Linked DNA regions of Homo sapiens: region 1 is linked to region 2. Evidence: chromatin loops called from intact Hi-C (ENCODE). Cell type or tissue: GM12878. All regions are shown on one strand.

What was found. A loop is a pair of places that touch in the nucleus more often than their neighbours do. Peaks named below come from ENCODE experiments on the same cell type or tissue, not always from the same donor. Only the 100,000 strongest peaks of a DNase experiment are listed, where the experiment ranks them.
Region 1: a loop joins it to region 2, with 2.4 times the contacts of the local background. A loop is called at or near these places in 3 of 110 quality-filtered maps.

What each region holds. Positions count from the first base shown.
Region 1 is chr10:91,102,630-91,105,129 of GRCh38, forward strand. LOC105378429 (a long non-coding RNA gene) reads left to right here and starts at 511. Exons shown (of 3, transcript XR_946203.3): 1 at 511-723. RefSeq lists an enhancer at 1,164-1,213. In GM12878, no CTCF peak of the experiment used is centred here; a DNase peak (open chromatin) is centred at 1,301.
Region 2 is chr10:91,005,058-91,007,557 of GRCh38, forward strand. The region is part of intron 1 of LOC124902479 (a long non-coding RNA gene); the gene reads right to left. Among named protein-coding and RNA genes, the nearest start is that of LINC00502, 40 kb to the right of the region's middle. In GM12878, a CTCF peak has its summit at 1,393 (motif pointing right); DNase peaks (open chromatin) are centred at 634, 1,394 and 2,114; H3K4me3 peaks cover 901 bases; H3K27ac peaks cover 2,436 bases.

The sequences.
Region 1 (2,500 bases), 98 kb after region 2:
TAAATGTAATCACGTGTATTCTAATAAGATAAACACACAGAGGAAAAAGACACAGAGAAGAGGAAAAAGCCATGCGACCACCTAAGCAGAGACTGGAGTGATGCAGCCACAAGCTAAAGAGTGCCTGGAGCGGCCAGAAGTGAAAGGAAGAGATTCTCCACCCCACCCCCAGCCTTTGGAGGAAATGCAGCCCTACTGATACCTTGATAATGGACATCTGAACCTGAATGCCTCTAGAACTTCAAGATAATCAATTTTATTGTTTTCAGCCACCAAGGTGATAGTGATCTGTTGTGGCAGCCCTAGAACATGGATGCGCTCCTCTTTTCTTTTCAGAATCTCTCCTCAATCTTTTCTGCTCCTGACTATGACTCTGTTTCTGCTTCTTGGAGCAACCTGTCTTGCAGCAGGCTGAACAGTGCAGTAGGATCACAATCAGAGCAGTAGGATCACAATCAGTAACACAATCAGAGGGTATGATTGAAAGGGCATGGAGGAAGGGCATCTAGCCCCAAGGCAGAGGGTGGAGGGGCAGGGAGGACAATCTAGAGCAAGTGACATCTCAAGTGGCCTGAACGATGGCAGGAGCCAGCTAAATCAAGGGACACTAAAAGGAGAAAGTGTCACACCTTCAAGAAACTAAAAACCACTCAATGAAAGGGAAGGATGAGCTGTGTGAGGTCGGAGCGGCAAGGCAAGCAGAGGCTGGATCCAACTGGCTTGGTGAGTGATCTCCGGTCTTTGTATTTAATCCTAAAAGGATTTAAACAGAGTGCCCTGAGCAGCATTTCACTAATAAAGATGAATTCATTTGGCTTAAAAGAATTGCAAGGATACAACTATTCTTGAGAAAAAGATACCACAATAAAGCCTGCTCATTTATTGATGCCCTTGTGGGAACAGCTGTGTCTCTGATCGCATGCTAAGAATGTTTCCACCGGGGAGATGGAGATATTATGAGGGCCTCAGGCAGCTTTCTCTTCATAGTGTGATAAGGACAATTTACAGCCTTTTCTCAATCAGTATTATAAAGCACTGTGTAAAGGCAGCTTCAAGTTCCACCTTCCATGCAACCAGATTGTCAGCCCTAAATCCTTTCTAAATAGAAATGCTGGAGCTGCCTTTGGCCATGAGTACCTTCAGGACAAGAAGAATTTTCAACTAGGGAGAAGTGGAAGGGATGCATGAAATGGCAGAACCATTTGCAGCCTTGGACTTCTCCTTAGGAACTGCCCAGGGGACTGTATGCGTTTATTATCTCACAAGAGCAGCTGTGGGGTATGACCAGCCCTGGTGAGGGAGAGGTGTCCGCACCACTGCACTCTAGGACGGCTCAGCCTACACAGGAAATTGTTATCTTACCTCCCTTGGGGAACAAAGGAGAAACTTTGTTTGATGCAGACTTCAAAAAAGAGTGGCCTAAGGGCCACATCTGGTGTATTTTCTTTGGTCTCCAATGCTGTGCTCTTGTTTTTAATTGAACCAACATTCAAATATTAGAAGAGTTCCCATGACAGTCCAGACTGCTAGGTTCCCTCATCAAATCAGGAGTGCTGGCTTCAGTTCACCCCCATTCCTGCAGGGATCAGAGCCCAGCAGCAGCCACCCACACTTCGCTCGGGACAAGCCTGCTCTGAGCTACACAGCGCCTCCCCACCCTGGGGATTTGGATCCACAGTACAGAAGCCAAGAGTTTTGTTTTCCTAACACGCGCATAGAAATATTTATCTGGACCCATATTCCCACCGTAAGTGGGAAAATGCAATGCTACATTGAAAGAGCCAGAATTTCTAAACAAATAGGAAAGATTCTATAGTATTTTCCCTCTGACACCAGCCAGCTTTATTTAGTTTACGTGTCTGAGCTTGTGACCCCTGACTTCAATGTTTTCAGGGTCTCAGTTCCTCTTCCCTCTTGGCCAAGTTCATCTGTTCTGCCTGTAGCACCTCGTCATTCTTCCACACTGGGCGGGCAGCCCTTGGTCCACACTCGCAGGTACCACATGGGAGACCATTTCTAGGAAACTGGGGGCTCCAAATTTCTCCAGAGAAGAAGCCTCAGACAAAATCCTGGGGGAAAGGCAGGGAGAACTTCAGCAGAAAGGCTCTGATCTCAAAGGAGATGTTACTATTTTGTTTCAGGTGCCCCTCTCTCTTCCTCTCCTCTGTTGACACACCCACACACCCAGTCTAGACCATGCCTCACTATTAAAGATACCAAGAATTAAAGTCGGCTTGTGAATTATTCTTTGTGCTAACACTCCTCCCTGCTAGGGAGCTGCTCCACTCCCACACCCCCTCTCACTCCTACCCCAGCCTATAGCATACTCTGGCCTGAAGAATTAGCAGAGGAAACGGCCACCACCAGATTCTCATCTCTTTCCCAAATGGGCTGCCGCTCCTCTGAGTGGAGAGAGGAAACTACACCTTCTCCCTCCCTGCACAGGGCCGGCACTATTTGTTTCCCTCCCAATGCTTTCGAATGAGAAGGAAGAATAATT
Region 2 (2,500 bases):
AAAGCCATTCAACAAGTCCCTAGGAAGTTCCAAACTTTCCCACATCTTCCTATCTTCTGAGCCCTCCAAGTCTCTAGGAAATTCCAAACATTCCCACATTTTTCTACCTTCTTCTGAGCCCCAACTGTTCCAACCTCTGCCCATTACCCAGTTCCAAAGTTGCTTCCACATTTTTGGGTATCTTTACAGCAGCTCCCCACTTTCTGCAGCACCAATTTATTGTATTAGTCTGTTCTCACACTGCTAATAAAATACCCAAGACTGGGTAATTTATAAAGAAAAGGAGGTTTAATGGACTCACAGTCCCACATGGCTGGGGAGGCCTCACAATCATGGCAGAAGTTGAATGAGGAGCAAAGTCACGTCTGACATGGCAGCAGGCAAGAGAGCATGTGCAGGGGAACTCCCCTTTGTAAAACCATCAGATCTTATGAGACTTATTCACTATCATGAGAACAGCACGAGAAAACTCACCCCCATGATTCAATTACCTCCCACCTAGTTCCTCTCACAACATGTGGGGATTATGGGAGCTATAATTCAAGATAGAGATTTGCATGGGGACACAGCCGAACCATATCACCACCAGACAATTAACAAAACTTCTTCAAAGGCTTATGGATAATGGAAGGAAAGCTCAGCCTCAAAGGTAATTTCAACTTTTGGCAAAGCAGCTACCTGAAACACACCTACCAGAGCCATTCTCAGTAGCAGGTCCAGCTCCACATGAGAGTCCAGCACATGTCTGCCACCAGAAAGTTTGGGCCCAGCTGTCAAATGGCTTTGAGAGAGAAAAGACTTCTCTGTCCCTCTAGTTTCAGGCTGGCTTCCCAGAGAGGTAGAAACTACTACTGCTGCCTGGCATTCATTCCCCCGCTTTCTTAGTAAAAAGCACCCTGATTTACTTAGGAGGGTAAAGTGCCCAGATAACAGGCTTCATTTCTCAATTCCTCAGCCAGCTGTGGAAGTGTTTGGGGGAATGTCAGAAAAGCTATTTAAAGGGAGAATCAGTGAGGAGGTCTCACTCCAATACACATACACTCACACATGCTATTAATTTTTCCTCTTTCATCTTTCTTCCTTCTAGGCTTCAATGTGGATATGATGGCTGGAGCTCCAGCAGCCATCCTGTGACCCTGAGAACAAGCCATTCATTGAGGCTAATGAAGCAGGAAGAAGGAATCCTGAGTCCTTGGGAAACAAGGATCTACCTGAATAGCTCCGAATGCCTACTTCTAGATGTCCTTTTAGAAAGAGAAGCACACCCTTGTGTATTTCAGCCACTGCTATTTAAGGTTTAACCTAATCATGATATAATTGGTTTTTCTTGGAATGATTCAGTGGTAATTTTTTCTTCCATAAGAAGCAATCCCAACCCCTACCACTAGGGGGTGGCCTTGCCCTGTAGGCCTCAACATGACAATTACATCACTGCATATCAGAGTCCAACATCAGTGCATTCTGTGTAATTCAGTCTCAAATAACAACGTGCATGTGACAGCAGTGGTCCAGTCTGAGCTAAGCTGTGCCAAACTCCATCCAGTTCCTTTAGCATGAGATTTGGATCTCATGCTTTTCTTCTCTTTTCTATATCCAATTCTTCAGCTTGGACCCAAAAAAGCAAGCCCCAGGACCAAAAAAGTATGCAGAGAAGCAGCTCTGACTCTAGCAAACACACAGTTTGTATTTCCAAACAGAACAATGAGCTTCTAGTCTGAACAACATCCCATTTGATGGTAACTTGATACTTTCCTCTTTTTGTTTTTCCAGCAAGAAGCAATGGGTAGGTACTTGCTTTACATTTGTGAAAAGATACCTGGCTGGTGGGTCTGATAAAGAGAGACTCTACCCTGGCAGGATTATTGATATCTCTACCTCCTACAAGATGGAAAATCACTTGCAGCATTTAAGTGACTGTTTTTCCAGTTTATGCTGATCAAAGTTTCAAAAATCTCTAGGCAGAGTTTTAGTCACTAATAATCTGAAGTGAAGGGAATAATTTATCTAATTATTGCTCAGGCTAAAAGCAAGCTGCTGTCTCAAAATGAAAGTACAGTGCTAGTTCTATAAATACCCACTCACAACTAACCAACAAAGGAGTTTGTGGTGTGAGAAGTGGAACTTTTGATAGTTTCAGATTGCATTGCTTTGGTGTCATCTGTGCTCTCCTTGTCTACCTCCATTTACATCGTGATGCTGTATAGTTAAGACTTGGGCAGAGGGAGGAAAGGGGTTCATGGGGAGCTAGTAATCCTGCATTTTTCCTCAATTTTCTTACTAGACTGCCATATTAGATAAGAACAAAAAATGTGCCTATTGAATAGTCTAACCAAAGAACTTAAGAAAGAATCACTTTTTTTCCTCCATTTCGGTAAAGACCGTGCCGAAAGTTTTCATATGTAATAAAACCAGTGATCACCAGTTAATCTCAACCTAAGAGAAAGAACCAAAATGAACCACTCACAAGAATAGAAACAGGCATCCCTTGGGAGTAGGGTTT